Regions from separate parts of the Homo sapiens genome. Here region 2 is linked to region 1. A link is a contact called in ENCODE Hi-C or POLR2A ChIA-PET data. All regions are on one chromosome and are shown on one strand. Each heading gives the region's core, a stretch centred on a gene start or an enhancer-like site at or near the end of the contact. The rest is flanking DNA. Distances are from core to core; before and after follow the strand shown.

Evidence for each region. Hi-C counts contacts between places; a loop is a spot of excess contacts on that map. ChIA-PET counts read pairs that join two places held with the same protein, here RNA polymerase II (POLR2A). Pooled maps may share reads with other maps.
Region 2: a loop to region 1 is called in a map of CD4-positive, alpha-beta T cell, with 1.9 times the contacts of the local background. The contact joins the promoter of ST8SIA1 here to the enhancer-like site in region 1. A Hi-C loop is called at or near these places in 5 of 168 maps with a recorded cell type or tissue (CD4-positive, alpha-beta T cell, CD4-positive, alpha-beta memory T cell, PC-3 and 2 more) and 8 of 50 pooled maps. POLR2A ChIA-PET finds 5 or more read pairs at or near these places in 3 of 52 experiments (CD4-positive, alpha-beta T cell, CD4-positive, alpha-beta memory T cell and Caco-2).

What each region holds. Positions count from the first base shown.
Region 1 is chr12:22,162,783-22,165,948 of GRCh38, forward strand. No RefSeq gene overlaps it. Among named protein-coding and RNA genes, the nearest start is that of CMAS, 120 kb to the left of the region's middle. Within about 2 kb of position 1,574, at least 3 of the 41 ENCODE cell types and tissues checked have a DNase peak (open chromatin) inside an H3K27ac peak, as active enhancers do; they include CD4-positive, alpha-beta T cell, where a contact is called at or near this core.
Region 2 is chr12:22,333,093-22,336,258 of GRCh38, forward strand. ST8SIA1 (ST8 alpha-N-acetyl-neuraminide alpha-2,8-sialyltransferase 1) reads right to left here and starts at 1,615. Exons shown (of 5, transcript NM_003034.4): 1 at 905-1,615. The coding sequence starts at 1,140. LOC105369151 (a long non-coding RNA gene) reads right to left here and starts at 898. Exons shown (of 2, transcript XR_931426.3): 1 at 1-898.

The sequences.
Region 1 (3,166 bases), core at 324-2,823:
AGTAGCAATAAGTACAATACAAAAAACAAAACGAGGGTGATACAGTATGGAATAATTGGGGGATGCTACTTTAATTTGGGTGGTCATGGAAAGCTTCTCTGATGAGGGGCTGGTCTTTATTTTCTGTATTCAAAGGGTGATCCTCTAGAATCTTAAGCATGTCTTGTTGTATGAAATAAAAAGAGCTAAAATTAGAAAGACTGACCACACCAAGTTTTGGTGAGAATGTGGAAGAACTAGAACTCCCTACTTCGTAAAACAGTTTGAGAATTTCTTGAGATGTTAAACATATTTCTGCCGCATGATTTAGCCATTCTACTCTTAGGTATTTACCTAACAGAATTAAGAACAAACCTCCACAAAAAGACCTGTACATAAATGCTCACAGCAATTTGATTTGCAATAGCAACAAACAAAAAGGTGCATCAGCAAGTGAATGAAAAAACAATGTATGATATATATCATATTCACCAATAACAAGAAAGAAACAGTTGATATGTGCTCTACATGGATGCATCTCAAAATAATTTTGCTGGGTTAAGAGAAGCCAGAAAAAGGGTACATGTAGCGTGATTTTATTGATATAAAAATCTGAAAACTGCCAGGCATGGTGGCTCATGCCTGTAATCCCAGCACTTTGGGATGCTGAGGCAGGCAGATCACTTGAAGTCAGGAGTTTGAGACCAGCCTGGCCAAGATGGCCTAACCCTGTCTCCATTAAAAATACAAAAATTAGCTAGGTTTGGTGGTAGGTGCCTGTAATCCCAGCTACTCAGGAGGCTGAGGCAGGAGAATCACTTGAACCCAGGAGGTGAAGGCTGCAGTAAGCCAAGATCGTGCCACTGCACTCCAGCCTGGGTGACAGAGCGAAACACTGTCAAAAACAAAACAAAAATCCAAAAACTGCAAACTTGTCTGTAATAAAAGAATGCAGATCACTGGTTCCTCAGGGTAGGAAGGAAGTGGGCAGAGGCAGGAGGCAGGGACACAAAGGGGCATGAGGCATGAGAAATCTTTTGGGTGTGATTGATCTGCTCAATATGTTGATTGTGGTGATGGCTTCACAAGTGTGTACATATGTCAGCTGCACACTTTAAATATGTAGTTTGTTGCATACCAATTATACCTGAATGAAGCAATTAAATGATTGAAGAAAATATTTACATAATTAAAGCCCAACAATCAGAAGATGACCGTAACACTCCATGTGATGTGTGTCATGTGTTCACTATAAAGTGGGTCTTGAAAATTATTACTGAAATTATCTGATAAATCATTTTTTATCAACTGTTCGAAGTCTTTTTCATTAGAAATGCGATCAGTAGTTTTTTTATTAATGTAAAATCTATTGGAGATATCATGTAATCATTTTGGTGTCTTTCTTGCTAAAGTTATTGCTTTTTAATGTTTTTCTTCTCAGTGGCTCTGCCCTTATTTTCTCCGCCCTCACTGCCTGCCACTTCCTCCTCCTCTCCTCTGTCCTTTTCAGTGTGTTACTTCCTCTCAGCCATAAAAATATACTACATCAAAAGGCAAATGAACCAAAGCATTACCGACTTTAAATATCAGGGCTTTATTTCCTCATTTAGCTGCTGATTCCGACACACTTTATGCAGATGAGGCTCAGATTGGGGAACTATCTTATACCTGGATTGTGGGTGTTTTTCTGTAGTTCAGAAGATTAATTGCTTTTCTTCTTTTAAGTTTCACACAGGTTTTGGTCCATAGTTACCAAGGAGCTTAGCGATGAATAAATAGGTGTACTGTAGAGATTGTTATGGGAGGAGTTATTAGGGTTTTTCCATCAAGTAGGTCTTGTTTATTGATTCAGCTCAGTTTATACACCATGCTCACAGGTACATATGAATTCTGAAAGGTTGCTGTGATGGTTAATTTTTTTTTCTTTTTTTGAGACAAAGTCTCACTCTGACGCCCAGGCCGGAGTGCAGTGGTGCGATCTCAGCTCACTGCAGCCTCTGCCTCCTGGGTTAAAGCTATTCTCCTGTCTCAGCGTCCCAAGTAGCTAGGATCACAGGTGCCCACCAACACACCCAGCTAATTTTTGTATTTTTAGTAGAGCTGGGGTTTTGCCATATTGGCCAGGCTGGTCTCGAATTCCTGACCTCAAGTGATCCTCCTGCCTCGGCCTCCCAAAGTGCTGGGATTATAGGTGTGACCCACCACATCTGGCCAATGGTTAATATTGAGTGTCAATTTATGATACTTTGGACTTGGACTTTCAGGTTAATGCTGTAATGAGTTAAGACCTTGGGGGACTGCTGGAAAGGCATCGTCGTGTTTTGAAATGTGAGCACATGCGATTTGGGAGGGGACAGGGATGAAATGATATGGTTTGGCTCTGTCCCCACCCAAATATCATCTTGAATTGTTATTCCCATTATTCCTACATGTTGTGGGAGAGGCCTGGTGGAAGGTAATTGAATCATGGGGGTGGTTATTCCCCTGCTTCTGTTCTGGTAATAATAAGTGAGTTCTCAGGAGATCTGATGGTTTTATAAAGGGCTTTTCTCCCTTTTGCCAGGCACTTCTCCTTGCTGCCGCTGTGTAAAAAAGAATGTGTTTGCTTCCCCTTCTGCCATGATTGTAAGTTTCCTGAGGCCTCCCAAGCCATGCTGAACTGTGAGTCAATTACACCTCTTCCCTTTATAAATTACCCAGTCTTTGGTATTTCTTTATAAGCAGTGTGAGGATACACTAATACAGTTGCTAAAAGTAGCACTAATACCAAGTGAAGTCAGTGTTAATTGAAGTACCAAAGATGCAAACTTTCACTTTTTTCTCATGAACCTTGGAAGGGTGACCTATGAAAAGCTAAGACGATTTGGGATCAACTATCGGATAAAATCATTGGTGCAAACAAGAACTCAAAGGTTGGTGCAAACAAGAACTCAGAGGAATCTGACAAATCAAGAACTCAGAAAGAAAAGAAAATTTAATCAATAAGAGCAATTTCTTTCCTCTTCCCTCCACCCATAACCCTTACAATACTTGATTGTTCCGAATGAATTGGAAAGGTTCCAGTGAACAATTTACAGGGGTAGAATTAAACTTTTAGCTCAGTTCCTTTCTTCTTAAGACCTAACCACTGATCCCAGTATACAGTTTTCTAAATGAAAAAGAAGATTACTCTACAATGGAGAATAAT
Region 2 (3,166 bases), core at 365-2,864, 170 kb after region 1:
GCCGTAACTTATTTTTAGACATTTAATCTAAAATTCCCAGAAAGGAAGCGGATCTACAACCTCTGAGTGATCCTCAGAGTTCTGATTTCCAACCTGGCTTGGGCATTTTGTTTGTTTTCTGACTTCAGGTGCCTACTTAAAGTACATCTCCCATCTTCCAGAGGCATCCACAGCCTAAGCCAATAAAAAGAGCTGGGAGCTTTGGAGCTTTAAGTGATGAAAAATCCAGCACCCACAGGTCAAAAGTAATGACCTTGGGGAAGTTACTCATCCTTCTAAAGAATCAATTTGTGGTCAACAAGATGAGATAATAATACTAGACAGCTGTTCGAGATTTCAACACAAAAATTGCACAGTATCGTCTCTTAGTAGACGTCAGTCAGTACTATGCACTTGCTGTGGGCACACTGCGCAAAGCTGCGGGATCCGTCCATGTTTCCACTGCCCATCACTCCGACGTTGGGGACTTATGTTACCGACTGTGCACTCCACCTCGGGGAGATGCCTTTTACCTGCTTCTTGTTCCCTACAGCTTCAAATGTCTGCAGAGCCCAAGAGGTAAATTCTTATTAAGTGCAAGAGACTAAGTTATCCTGGGTTCTCCTTCCCTCTGTTTTGTTTATCCGTAAATTGTTAAATAAAACTCCGCTTTGGGAAGAAATGCGTCGAGTCTTTACATGCGCAAAGCAGGTGTCTGCACATCTCTGGGGATCAGGGGTGGGGAAGGAACCCTGACTAAAGTCTCCAGGTTGGGAATGGCACAAATGGAGGGAAAGGACATGGAAGAGCGGATGAAAGGGATGCCTCTGCGAGACGGTGCAAGGCGGTCCTCGCCGGTGACCCTGTCCTCTGCACTCGGGGAGGAAAGGACGCTAGAGGGGAGGAGCCGCGAGGGCAGGAGTACCTGAACGCTCTGGCCGCGGTCTGGTTCCTCCTCCACGCCGTGCCCTGTTGCAGCACCCCCTGCACGATCTCTTTCTCGTTGGGCAGCCGGTAGACGGGGAAGATGTAGAGCCAACAGAGGACCACGACACAGAGGGCACTGGCTCCCATGGGCAGCCGGGTCCGCGGGAACTTCCACGCCAGTACAGCCATGGCCCCTCTGGACGTTTGTCGCCGGGCCCGCCCGCAGGGGCTCATCGCAGCCCCGGCGTCCCAGGGGCGGGGGCCGGGGCCTCAGCACAAAGCTAGGCGAAGTGGCAGCGGAGGGTCCCCCACCGCCAGCCCCCCATGCACACACACCTTTGGTTCTCTTACTTGCAAACGCACGCACGCTTCTTCGGCCCCGTCGGCCCCAAAGGTCAGCGCAAGGATTTTTTCAAATGCAACTTTTCCAAGGATTTCTTTCTAGGGGAAGTGGCTGGGGGTGAAGTCACGATCTATGGCCATGGTCGCTTCCCCTGCAGAAGGCGGGCGCTGGGGTCTCCGAGTGCGCAGAGAGCGGCGGCGGCGAGTCGCTCCCGCCGGTTCTGCAGCATCACGGTCGCCCTCGGCGAGGGTCCGGGAGAAGGCTCGGCTCCCTCCTAAACATGTGGCCCGTGGCGTCCCCTTGTCCCCTCCGAGCGATGCTCCTGCGCCCTTCGCCGCCTCCCGCGCTGCTGCGCCGCCAGGCAACCCCCCCCCCCCCACCCCGCCCCGAGACGCGCTCTCTGCGCCGCACCAAGTCCTTGGAAATTTCCACGGCGGCCCGGGACCGCTATCCTGCCCCGGGCTCCTCCGCCTCGCCCGCCGGGACCCTCGCTCCCCACCCCTCCCGGAGAAGAAAAGAACTCGCTCTCATCAGTTAATTCAGCGGCGCGCCGCAGCCTTCCGCTGCGCCCCGGACTTCGCAGACAAACGCCCGGGGATTGGTGGAAATCAAGGTCTCCCCCTCCCTCCCCCACCCGCAAAATTGCCTCCTTCGACCCGATCCGAGCCGCGACACTCGCCCAGAGCGCGCACCCCTCACTCGTGCCCTTGTTCTTTGGAGATAACGGCAGACAATAAAAACCAACAGCCCCCCGCCAATAGAAATATATCAGTCCCTGAGTGTGGCGGAGACTGGCTAATATCCTGATCCTTCGACAAGCGGCCGGTGTGCCCAGGCTGTCACCCTGCTGCCGTCACCCTAGTCTTTCTCTAGCTGGTTGGATATTAACCCGCAGCCAGGCGCGAGGAGGCTGGCGGAGATTTATTCCTTCCTGGGCCCCCACCCCCATTAGCCGGTCCCGGAGCCGCGGCCCGTGTGTGTGCGCGCGCGCCCGCACACACACACACACACACACACACACACACACACACACACACGTTCACGGGCGCAAGCGAGCGCGCGCACGAGGAGGTGCGTGCACTCCGGGGTCCTCCGCCTCGCCTCCTCCCTGAAAGGAAGTGCTGCATCCAGATGTGCAGGCAGCTGGTGCCCAAACACTAGACCTCAAGATGTCACATTGCCTTGGAGGCGCGCGGCCTTTTAGATTAAAGGACCGTTGGTTCTTAGACGTCCTTCTTGCCCTTCTTGCTTGTGATAAGCGATAAGCTTATCGCAACCCCGACCTTGGAAAAGCACCACCCGCCTTGACCCACCGAGCCGAGAGAGTCGCTGTTAGCCATTTCTGCTCGCCCCGGCGGCCGACGCATAGCTCGGGTACCTCCTAGCGGTCGCCTATTCTATTTGCTTAAGCATCTCGTCAAGCATAAAGTGTGCAAGGACAAAGAAGAAACCTGGTCAGCTTAGTCATCACGAAAACAAAATCTAAGGCTATAACTCCATTTGTTCAGCCGACCAGGCTGCGGTGTCTGGTACCTTTGTCTAGCATCCGTCTCCACTGAGAGGTGGAACTTGAGAAGTTGATGCAAAGTTATTTACCAAAAGCGAAGTAGCATCCCAGATGACCACTTTAGTGTCATTTTCTCAACAATACTGTGCTCTTAGTTGAGTGACCTACTGCCCTCCACCGGCAGGCATGCCCCAGAAATCTCTGTCCTACTTAGGTAAATCAGTAGAGACAGGGGAAACCTTGAAATCCCAGTCACATCTTACCACAGTGGAGGCTGATACAGATTCTTTAAAATGAAGATCATCTTAAGTCCTGCAAAGTAACCAGCCAACTCTCTTCTATCCTGGAAAAGGGGAAGGGAAGGGGGAGCTTTTCCTACTTGCCTGGGCTTTGGATAAATCATCTGCCAT